Linked DNA regions of Homo sapiens: all the other regions are linked to region 1. Evidence: chromatin contacts called from ENCODE Hi-C or POLR2A ChIA-PET data. All regions are on one chromosome and are shown on one strand. Each heading gives the region's core, a stretch centred on a gene start or an enhancer-like site at or near the end of the contact. The rest is flanking DNA. Distances are from core to core; before and after follow the strand shown. Region 1 holds the start of CD24 (CD24 molecule). Region 2 overlaps QRSL1 (glutaminyl-tRNA amidotransferase subunit QRSL1). Region 3 overlaps QRSL1 (glutaminyl-tRNA amidotransferase subunit QRSL1). Region 4 overlaps RTN4IP1 (reticulon 4 interacting protein 1).

What was found. A loop is a pair of places that touch in the nucleus more often than their neighbours do. ChIA-PET counts read pairs that join two places held with the same protein, here RNA polymerase II (POLR2A). Pooled maps may share reads with other maps.
Region 2: a loop to region 1 is called in a pooled map, with 2.4 times the contacts of the local background. The contact joins the enhancer-like site here to the promoter of CD24 in region 1. A Hi-C loop is called at or near these places in 1 of 37 single-sample maps with no recorded cell type and 3 of 50 pooled maps. POLR2A ChIA-PET finds 5 or more read pairs at or near these places in 9 of 52 experiments (B cell, GM12878, H1 and 6 more).
Region 3: a loop to region 1 is called in a map of B cell, with 14 times the contacts of the local background. The contact joins the enhancer-like site here to the promoter of CD24 in region 1. A Hi-C loop is called at or near these places in 1 of 168 maps with a recorded cell type or tissue (B cell) and 6 of 50 pooled maps. POLR2A ChIA-PET finds 5 or more read pairs at or near these places in 4 of 52 experiments (A549, H1, K562 and 1 more).
Region 4: a map of Calu3 shows a loop between it and region 1 (4-fold over the local background). The contact joins the enhancer-like site here to the promoter of CD24 in region 1. A Hi-C loop is called at or near these places in 34 of 168 maps with a recorded cell type or tissue (A673, B cell, CD14-positive monocyte and 26 more), 37 of 37 single-sample maps with no recorded cell type and 31 of 50 pooled maps. POLR2A ChIA-PET finds 5 or more read pairs at or near these places in 4 of 52 experiments (A673, HEK293, MCF 10A and 1 more).

What each region holds. Positions count from the first base shown.
Region 1 is chr6:106,973,454-106,976,153 of GRCh38, reverse strand. CD24 (CD24 molecule) reads left to right here and starts at 1,425. Exons shown (of 2, transcript NM_001359084.1): 1 at 1,425-1,576. The coding sequence starts at 1,508. RefSeq lists silencers at 664-883, 924-1,073.
Region 2 is chr6:106,647,647-106,650,346 of GRCh38, reverse strand. It overlaps QRSL1 (glutaminyl-tRNA amidotransferase subunit QRSL1), which reads right to left. Exons shown (of 11, transcript NM_018292.5): 5 at 1,146-1,322. Among named protein-coding and RNA genes, the nearest start is that of QRSL1, 19 kb to the right of the region's middle. Within about 2 kb of position 1,271, at least 2 of the 41 ENCODE cell types and tissues checked have a DNase peak (open chromatin) inside an H3K27ac peak, as active enhancers do; they include B cell and OCI-LY7, where a contact is called at or near this core.
Region 3 is chr6:106,665,473-106,668,172 of GRCh38, reverse strand. QRSL1 (glutaminyl-tRNA amidotransferase subunit QRSL1) reads right to left here. Exons shown (of 11, transcript NM_018292.5): 11 at 1-2,391. The coding sequence ends at 2,171. Among named protein-coding and RNA genes, the nearest start is that of LINC02526, 29 kb to the left of the region's middle. Within about 2 kb of position 1,377, at least 4 of the 41 ENCODE cell types and tissues checked have a DNase peak (open chromatin) inside an H3K27ac peak, as active enhancers do; they include B cell, where a contact is called at or near this core.
Region 4 is chr6:106,573,619-106,576,318 of GRCh38, reverse strand. All of the region lies in intron 8 of RTN4IP1 (reticulon 4 interacting protein 1), which reads left to right. Among named protein-coding and RNA genes, the nearest start is that of RTN4IP1, 55 kb to the left of the region's middle. RefSeq lists an enhancer at 494-1,014. Within about 2 kb of position 1,423, at least 9 of the 41 ENCODE cell types and tissues checked have a DNase peak (open chromatin) inside an H3K27ac peak, as active enhancers do; they include CD14-positive monocyte, HCT116, PC-3 and 2 more, where a contact is called at or near this core.

The sequences.
Region 1 (2,700 bases), core at 176-2,675:
TACTAGGTTTGGTCTCTGCTGTTTGCTTTAAAGACTGAAAAACACTTGGGCTAAACCTTCAATAAAAAGATTAAGTCTTGCAATTAAAATTTAAACTCAAAATACTCCACCAGTAAAATTACTTCAACTTTTGTTGTATGCTTGAAAGTTTTCACAATAAGATGGATAGGAAAAAAGTATTCCACCAAAATCTAAAGAGTGATGACGAATCTCCTCTTTGTGCCGGTTCATTAAATTGCCTAATGGCAACTACGGATAAGTAAATGCCTTTATCTCGAACGGTTCTGCTCTTTAAACGAATGACGGGCAACAGAGACCGAAAAAGTGTATCCCCAGGAATTCGAGAGGGACGGTGAATTGTAGTGGGACCGCCAGGAGGGGAGGTTCCTGCCCCCGAGTAGAACCTGGGAGCAGAGCCGCTCGGGGAGGGCGGTGGGGGCTTCAGGGCCGCGGAGGGGGTCCCCTCAGGGTGGGCCGTCTCCTCCTCGCCCGCCGCAGGCAGGAGCGCGGGGGACCGAAACCCTGTAGTTTGCAGCGTCAGGCAGCGGGTCTGCGCCCAGCGAGCGGCTCCCCAGCTCCTGGGAAGATGCGGACCCGGGACGCCCCCGTGAGCTCACTGCGCCTGGCTGACACGAGGCGCTCACAGAACAAAGCAAGGGCTTCGGGGAGGGCGCGGCCGCGGGGCCGAGCGCGCAGATCGCTCCGGACCCGGACACCGCCTGCGAGGAGCGCCGACCAGCCGGGAAGGGTTCGCGCTAGGCGGCGCCCGGGTCCCGTCGGCCAGGGTGAGCGTCCGGCCCGCGTCCGCGCCACGCCCGCCGCGTTCCCCTTTCCTCTGCGGCGGGCCGAGAGATAACCCTGCCCGAGGGGTCCCGGCGCCCGCCCCCCACGCGGTCGCACTGGAATTCGCAGCCCCTCTCGGGTCCCCGGGGCGCATTTTGCAGTCTGAGTGGCAATGCACTTGCTCCAGGACAGGCGGCTACCCCGCCGCAGCGGAGGCGCGGACTTTTCTTTTGGGGGGTAAGATGGCAGGTCCCGGGAAACAAAGGAAACTTGGGCCCGGCCCCCAGCGCGGCGTGTGTGGCTCGCGTGTGTGCCCCGGGTCCTGTGCCGGAGGCGCTGGGCGCCTGTGCCAGCCTGCCCGCAGCCCGCAGCCGGCGCGGGGATACCAGCCGGGTACCAGCAGCCGGCGGCGCCCGCCCACCTGCAGCGGCGCCCGCCCGGGGGGCTCCCGGCCCGCGAGGGCCGGAGCGGCGGTGGCAGTGGCGGCGGCGGCGGGGGCGCTGGGGAACCCGGAGCGGGGCGGGGAAGGCGGGGAGGCGGCGGGCGGCGGCGGAGGGGAGCCGGGGTGGGCGGGCGGCGCCACGTCACGGCTATTGTGGCTTTCCTGGTATATAAGGTCTCGCCGGCTCGCCGCGCTCCCCACCTTGCCTGCGCCCGCCCGGAGCCAGCGGTTCTCCAAGCACCCAGCATCCTGCTAGACGCGCCGCGCACCGACGGAGGGGACATGGGCAGAGCAATGGTGGCCAGGCTCGGGCTGGGGCTGCTGCTGCTGGCACTGCTCCTACCCACGCAGGTGAGGCCCTGGCGCCCGGCGGGGCTCGAGGGCCGTTCCCGGGGTGGGGGCAGGGGAGATGGACCCGGTCCCGGGGGACCGTCCTGCGCTCCTGCCTCGGGCCACGGACAGGGACCGGGAGAGAATCTTGCTTAGCTGACCAGGGGAGAGGGCCATGTGGACCCCATTTTTCCATTCCCTTGCGTGCTGCCCCCCCTCCTCCCACGGCCCTGGGAACAATGCAGCTCCGCGTGCGGGCTGAGAGGACCCTGCCCCACCCCAGGTTCCACGCTGTCCCTTCCCAGGCAGCCAGGTGACTACTTCCCACTTTCACCCAGAGGCCCGAGGTGCCTGCAGGGATTAGCGCCTGGAGAGCTCGGGCTCCCTGGGGACGTTGTCCCTGGGTCCCTGAGGACTCGCTTTCCCCTAGGAATGTCTTCGCGCTCCCCGCGCTCTACACAAAGAGAGGCGACGGTCCCTTTCGGGGAGGGCGGCTCACGCCCATCCTCCACCCTCGGAGTTGGATTGGGTATCCCGGAGAAGCTACGGCTATCTGGCCCTTTTTAAACAAACCCCGGTTCCGGGCTGAAGCCGAGGCGGGGACCCTCTCCTGACGCTGCGCTCTCTGCGAGGCAACCTTTCACGTCCATCGCTTGTCATCTTAGGATCCCCATGTTATTTTAGCCCAGATTGGCTAGTTCTGGGGAGGCAGCATGGTGGGACGATTCTGTCCCGAGTCCCCGCCAGGCTTTGTTCGGGTCGCCGCTACCAGCGCGGTCTCCCTAGATCCTCCATCCGGGGAACCTCGCCCCGGGTGCGGGTACCCGGGGCCGCGCAGCGCTGCCTCGAGGGTGTATGGATGCACCGCGCCGGCGAGAGAGACCGGGGGCTGGGCCTGGGAGACCCTAGCGGGGGCGGGGGCGAAGAAGGTACGTTTGTTTGGGTCAGTTCGGGTTTGGAGGATGGGAGTGACGGCTCTCCAGCGCCTTCGATTGGGGTTAATCGAGGACTGTCACTGGGGCTTCTCCCCCAAAGTTGGGCGCGCTGCGTCCTCCGTCCCCAGACATCGAAAGTCCGGGCTCACCTGGGAGTGCAGCCTGAGTGTGGAACGCGCTTCCCCACCGCTGGCGGGGTAACCGTACCCT
Region 2 (2,700 bases), core at 22-2,521, 330 kb after region 1:
CAAGTTAAGCTACAAAATCAGACTGTTGCTTTCACAATTTTAAAAGATACATTTTCTTATTAGCATTCACTGACGGCTATGTAAAAGTAAAACTTACATTTCCATAGGAATTATGTGTCAAAATGCCATCTACTAAAAAGCACATTCAGAAAGATGAACACTAAGTGGGATGATGAGGACAGAAAAAAAGCACCTAATCCTGCAGTCCTAACTTGTCAGAACTCACATTAATATTAATGCAATGCTATAAAATTTCACAGAGATAAAATGAAATGGTTTTACTTGTTAATAAGATTTTAGGAAAACTGAAAAAAAATCTGTAGAACTCACATCTCCATAGCTCTAAAAAAATATAAATGATTTATGGATTGCAATGTGTGTGAAAGAACTTAGTTTTAATGGATAATTAAGGGGAGATAAAATACAAAACTATTACTAAAGAAACACATTCATTTTGATTAAATTGAGACTGATAAACACAGCAACAGCCATATTTACTTTCTTTTCTTTGGGTAGTTAAGAAATGCTTTACAAATGGAACTGAAAATATGATCAATGGATTCTTACCAAATACAAAGTATGATAGATAAACAGAATCAGCACCTAACAAGCTTGAAAAAACTTTACTTACTGATGTACATTTTTAATTGCAGATTCCTGAAAACACTATTTAAAATATCTTATTAATACATATTAGCATTTTTTCTTTTTTTTCAAAAGATTGATCTTGCTGAAGGATAAACATTACCAACAGTTTAGTTCAGCAGCACTCAACTAAAGCCATTGTATGTTAGTCCCTAAATATTTGTATAATCAGTGAGCACACACTCAAATTATTTAAAAATGAAATGCAATGAAGTTCATTTATGTTCGATGCTTTATTCTGCAAGATCCACAAAATCATATTTTAAGAGAACCAGATACTATGGAGAAAAATTTGTTATTTTAAAGTTAAAAGTATTAAATATACATAGTGTACTGTACAGTTGAGTGCAACTCAAGATATAATTTTGATATACCTTTGAGCACATATAGCTCACTAGAAAGAAAAATACCAGGATATGAACTACTCTATTGCTGGATACAGTTTATGACTGTTTGTATTTGGGTGGGTTTTAAAATACAGATAGAGAAAAGCATCTTACGCGTAGCATGTGAACGCCGATACAGCAGCTGCACTCCCACCTGAGCTTCCTCCAGTTATCAGCCAGTCTGAATCTTCATTCTCGCTGTGGGGATTCTGCTTCCTCTTTTCTCTATATTGTTTTGAATAACTCCAGGGGTTTTTAACTGGTCCAAATACACCATCTGTGCTCCCAGATCTGATGACGAAGTGAAGCAAGATACCTTAGTAAAACTTTCATTTTATGTGAAAATTTCATCTTCTGAGTATATTATTTGCTTCTGACACTCATTGAGCATTTAAGAACCCACTGTAGCTTGAATTGAAAAAGGTGGGAAGCCTGTTCAGATGTAGCTTTCATTAATTGACAGTTGCGGAGGATGGGAAGGAAGAGCATTTGTGGTAGAAAATAGACAAAGCTAATCTGCTAAGAAAAGATTTTGCCTCTTTTGATCATCCAATTCAACTGAAGATGATTTCCCTTGTGAATCAAGGTCTTCCAGCTGAAAAGGGTTACATTCAAACAGTTAAGAACTTCTGAACCAGAAGTTCTATGAAAAACATTACAAGTGGAATGCTAATAACTTAAATTTTTGAAATGATTTTATTCTCAGATAAATTGCAAAAATAAAAATAACATATAAAGCACTTTATACCCTTTACCCAGACATACCTACGGTCAACATTTTATCCCTTTGCTTTACTACTTGTGTGCTCTGTGTACGTTTGTACATATGTACATATATACACAAAGTATGATAGAAACTTAAGGGTATCTTAAGGGTAACTTACATGTATATCATAGCCCTTTATCCCTAAATACTTTAGTGTGTATTTCCTAACAATAAGGATATCACATTATACAGTCACAGTATAGTTATCAATCTCAGTAACATTAATATCAATACAATAATTTTTTTTTTCTTTTTTGAGACGAGTCTCGCTCTACTGGCAGTCTGGAGTGCAGTGGCGCGATCTCGGCTCACTGCAACCTCCGCCTCCCAGATTCAAGCAATTCTCCTGCCTCAGCCTCCCGAGTAGCTGGGACTACAGGTGCGTGCCATCACGCCGGGCTAATTTTTGTATTTTCAGTAGAGACGGGGTTTCACCACGTTGGCCAGGATGGTCTCAATCTCTTGACCTCGTAATCCACCCGCCTTGGCCTCCCAAAGTGCTGGGATTACAGGGGTGAGCCACCACGCCCGGCCTACAATACTTTTATCGAATCTACTGTATGTAATTCAATTCTGTCAACTGATTCAATAATGTACTTTGGCTGGGTGCAGTGGCTCACGCCTGTAATCCCAGCACTTTGGGAGGCCGAGGAGGGCGGAACACGAGGTCAGGAGATCGAGACCATCCTGGATAACACGGTGAAACCCCATCTCTACTAAAAATACAAAAAATTAGCCGGGCGTGGTGGCGGGCGCCTGTAGTCCCAGCTACTCGGGAGGCTGAGGCAGAAGAATGGTGTGAACCCGGGAGGCGGAGCTTGCAGTGAGCCGAGATCGCGCCACTGCACTCTAGCCTGGGTGACAGAGCGAGACTCCATCTCAAAAAAAAAAAAAAAAAAAGTA
Region 3 (2,700 bases), core at 128-2,627, 310 kb after region 1:
AAGAGATTTAATATTATTTGAAATAATATTGAATACTGAATAATATCATTGAATATATAATATTGAATATTATTATTTCGGCCAGGTGTGGTGGCTCACGTCTTTAATCTCAGCACTTTGGGAGGCTGAGGGAGGCAGATCACTTGAGCCCAGGAGTTTGAGACTAGCCTGGGCAACACAGGGAGAGCCCATCTCTCTCTCTCTCTCTTTTTTTTTAAATTCATTACATAAAAACAGATTGGGGCAACGGTTTGTTTATTTACTTGCTTTTGACATCATATTTGCTCCTTCAACTAAAATGGTTTCCTCCATCTAGGATGTTGTGGTGTCTGAGCAATTAAAAAACTTAAAACGGTTTCCTCTTGCTATAAAGTAATGCAATTTTCTCTCATGGATTTCTTCCTCTTTCAGGGATTCAGAGTCAAAATCTATAGGAATATTACTAAGCCTGGCACATAAGACTTTTATGTGAAGTTAATCAGGTTGAGTATTTGGGAGCGGGAGGATCTCAGAGAGGACAGAAAACTGTTTATGAAAACTAACAGGTGACGATGAAACATTCCAGTGGTTCTGCAGATGATTCTGACTCATTATTTTCTCTTCATGAACGTCATATTTAGAAAACAATTTTTTTTTACTAAACAAAGTGAATTTATTAAGTAACAATTCAGCTTTCATTTATCAACAATATGTAAGTGCTAGATTAAAATACCTGATCAATATGAGATGACAATGGTGTTCTAGTGAAGACACAGAAATCCAGTGATGAAGCCTTATCATGAGTAAATGGATGGTTTCCATTAGATTTTGTCAAATATTGAATACAGATATCCATTAATATCTCTGGGCTCGAGGGTCCCAAATAAAAAACACTCGTAAAGACAGTCAAGAGGAAAAGGAAACCATGAGATATAGAGAATCTGGGGTAAGGCAAGTTCTTGCCATGCGCATCCCCTCTTCTGCTTCATCAGCAAATTATCTGCATGTTTTTCAGAGTGTATGTTACTTGTGTATTTTGAACCTTTTTCACTAATACCATGCTCTGCTATCTACCAAGTTTCCAATCTGTGATGGTCTGTTAGGTTACAATAAATGTTTCGATGACATTAATGAGCTCATTTGTGATCAGTAAATAGGAGCATGAACTCAGTGTAACATGGAGTTGTTCTGGCTTCTAGGCATGGGCTCCGGAATAGCAGAAGTAAAATTGTAACTCTAAGGAGGAAAGGAAAGTTCTCAGTCATTTCAGCTCTTTCTTAGGGAAATAAAAGGAGTCCCTGCAAGTGGAGCTCCTCCCCAGAGAGGCATACCCCTGAGATTTGCATGATTCTGGGCCCTGACTGGTTGCATTTCCTCCTGTGCTCAAAGTTCCTCTTCCACCTGCTCTGCTCAGCGCTCAGAAGCCAATAATCGCACTCAATTGTTTCTGTGCATTTTTAACAACCCCTGAGGCGGCCTTCACCACATGATAAGTTGCCTGCCTAGGCTATCCAAGTTACCTCTAGAAGGACTATTCATGTTTTTGTTAGTGCTTTAGTTACACAGATGTACAATTTTTGAGAAGTTTATCCCTAATCTTATTTTTACTGTAAACTCTTTAATGAACATTATGGCAGAATGCATTGTCTTTGAGGAACAGGTATCTTGTGTTATTGTAGAAGTATTGTACACTTAGTGGATGCTTACTAAATGCTGACACGTTATTTATTATTAATTGTCACAGGAATTTTAAAAAGTAATTCCATGGAATGACTGTATTAACAAGAACCTAATTACAAGAATTGAGCAAGACCATTTGACTCTCTAGAATATAGAATCTCTGTACGTCATTTTATTTTATTTTATTTATTTATTTTGAGACACAGTCTTGCTTTGTCACCCAGGCTGGAGTGCAGTGCAGTGGCATGATCTCGGCTCACTGCAACCTCCACCTCCAGGGTTCAAGTGATTCTCCTGCCTCAGCCTCCTGAGTAGCTGGGACTACAGATGCCCGCCACTAAGCCTGGCTAATTTTTGTATTTTTAGTAGAGACGGGGTTTCACCATGTTGACCAGGCTGTTCTAGATCTTCTGACCTCATGATCCGCTCGCCTTGGCCTCCCAAAGTGCTGGGATTACAGGTGTGAGCCACTGCACCCAGCCTAAAAGTCATTTTAATTTGTAAGATATGTTTACTGTTTTAGAGAGACAGAGGCTAACTTTTCATTTTCAAGGACTGCTGAACAATCATCCATGAGTTCTTGAAGTTGAATAACAGGAAACTGTACTTGTTTTTCAAACCATTTGGCTACTGTAAGAAGCTGCTGGTCACAAAACGCACGTCCAATAAACTGCAGTCCTATTGGCAACCCTTGGTTTGAGAGTGCAACAGGGATACTCACTGCTGGCAATCCTGGGAAAAGAAGGAAACCCAGTAGGTGATTAATTCTCCACCCTAATTAGCAGAGACCTCTTCCACTTTCCAGTGCTAATAAGTACAATACAGGATAAGGTTTAAAAAACAACCAAAAATATTATGCTATATAATGCTTTTGTACTATGTTTTGTTTACTTAACAATATATCTTGGAAATCATTCTGTATCAGTTCACAGAAACCTTCTTCATTCATTTCTTATTGCTGTATAGTACTCCATTACTTGGTTTTACCATAATTGAGTAAACCAGTCTTCTGTGGTTGGGTATTTAGATTGTTTTCAATAT
Region 4 (2,700 bases), core at 174-2,673, 400 kb after region 1:
AAGTCCTTGATGCTTTCCCAAATGGCACACTTACTCCCTTGGAGAGTTCCCCCATCTGCCATCCCCCTCCTGTCTCACCCCATCTTCCAGTTTTGAGTTTGCCATCTGGGGCAGGAAGTTTCCGAGAAACAGCAACTGAGAGCAAAATTCACCTCTTCCTTTTGTCTTCTTTTTGTCTAAAGGTAGACTGAGTTTAAGTCCCCTTCTTCCCCTTTACCCCAACCCAGGAAATACTGAACCTTTCACAGAGGTCAGGGGCATACCTGTCCAGGAGGTAGTGCTGGAACTGCGGTCCTGGTGCCTGTCCACAGGTGTGTGGATTTGGACTCAGACCAGGAGCCCTTAGGTCTTCCTTGGTGTTTGTCACCTGTCAGTGTCCCCTCACACACCTCACCCTCTGAGATCTGCAGCCTCTGTGCCTGGTGGAAGAAGAGGCCAAGGGTCTAGGAAAAGAAGTGGAATAGACTGTGACTTCCCAGATTACATCCATTCCATGCAGTAATGACATTAGGAGTCCTGGGTCCTTGTTTTGGCTCTGCTATTGACAGCTCTGACCTTGCACTTACCACTCAATCATTTGCACTTCAGTTTCCTAATCTATCAAAAGAGGCCCACTCGGATATGTTAACTCTACTGTTTTGTGATTCTCACTGGGAAAACGGGAATTGAGGGAAAACCTCTGCCTGCTGCCATGGCTGCCTAGACAGTGTCCTTCTCCACCAGCAGCTTCATGCTCTTGCAGTAGTGAGAGGTTTTCTGTACCGTCTTCCGAAGCCTCAAGTGTTAGAGAGGGTTTTTGCCTCAGCAGGAAGGAGGACTTGCCTAGCGTCTTGTAAGCAGCAATATTCCAAGGCCACATCCAGAGAGGTTAAGGTTCCCGTCGTCCCTACGTTCTCACAGAAGTGATGTCAGGCAGCGGGTGCCAAATCTTGGGGCTTGGCTTGGTTCAGCCTTTGTATCAGGGATGCGAGGCACAATCAGCACCCCACACATGAATCCAAGACTGAATGAGGGCTGCTGCTGTGAGCGTCCCTGGCCGGCTGTGAGCCTCGTGTGTCTGCGCAGTGGGAAGCATGGTGTTGAGCCTGCCCGCTTTATAACAGGGCTCCCTGTGCCAGGTGGACTATAGCAGCGTCATCACATAAACATCCCTACTTCACTGTGAGTAACCTTTCTTTCCCCCCTCTGTATTTTAACTCTGATCCCTTTGTCCTTAACAAACAAGTATTCTAGGCCTGATGTGAGGCTGTACATAGACACTGTCTCATTATCCAGTTAATCTCTGTTTGCTGTCACAGATTCAGCCAGCAGTGGCATTTGCCTGCCTTCAATTTGAAACCTTTTTTTCCATTGTCACTTACGGGAATTGCTGAATGACTCATTGTGCCGTGGTCAGCCCTCTCGGGTTATTTGCCACAATAGGCCTGACCAGCCAGATTAAAGTGGGCAGTAACTGTAAGCTGCCTGTGTCATCAGTTCAGGATCTGTGTCCCCGGTCAGAGCTCTAAATTGAACATTCAGTTCAGCCGGTTTTGGTTTAGTGCCTTAGGAGGCAGGCACTTTGTCAGTCTGTGGAATGGATGGGTATGTGCATGGTACAAGTTAGGGATTCCAGGAATAAGGCAAAGGGCTGGGTGAGTCCCACTTTAGGGTGCATACAGATCACTGGGGAAGCATTTTTCTGCCCCACCCCCTACAGGTTCTGATGTAGTTGTTCTAACAGGAGGCCTTGGACTCTGCATTTTAGGCATGCATTCAGGTGATTCCTTTTCCAGGTAAACAGCATCCTGAAAACAGCATCCCAGGGGCTTTGGAGGAGTGATAGGTTCAGGTTTCATGTGGGACATACAGGAAACAACTGGTTTTTTTTTTTTTGGAGACAGAGTCTCGCTCTGTTGCCCAGGCTGGAGTGCAGTGGCGCGATCTCAGTTCACTGCAACCTCCACCTCCCGGGTTCAAGTAATTCTCATGCCTCAGCCTCCCGAGTAGCTGGGATTACAGACACACACCACCACACCCAGCTAATTTTTGTATTTTTAGTGGAGATAGGTTTCACCATGTTGGCCAGGCTGTCTCAAACTCCTGACCTCAGGTGATTCGCCTGCCTCGGCTTCCCAAAGTGCTGGGATTACAGATGTGAGCCACTGCACTGGGCCGAGAAACATCAATGCATTCCATTCTGCAACATTAATGCAGTCCACCCTAAAGTGGGACTCACCACAGCCCTCTGCCTTATTCTTGGAGAGAATAGAAGACAAATAGGCTTCGTCTCACAAGCCAGCTCAGAGCAGTTAATAGTGGCTGCAGTGGTGAAGATTCTGAGGTCATGCTCAGCTTGTGGGGGATCAGCAATAGTGATGTCCTCCATAGGCGTGGATGGCACCCGTGTAGCACACATCTGTCATCTTGGTGGCCTGGACACAGGGTCGAGAGACCAGGTCCTCAGCTGGCACAAGGAAGGCAGGCCAACATGCAGGCTGTGATAAATCCTTACAGTCCTTGGCTACCTTTCCCTTCCTTTAAGGTTTTAGGGGTAGGTGTAGACAGCAGCAGATGCTATAGGAAAGGCTCAGTGCATAATGGTGATAGCAGATGATGGCATCAGATTGAATCCTGACTTGCTATTTATCAGAAGTGTGACATAGGGCAACTTATTTAACTCTGTTCCTTGATTTATTCATCTGTAAAATGGGAATAACA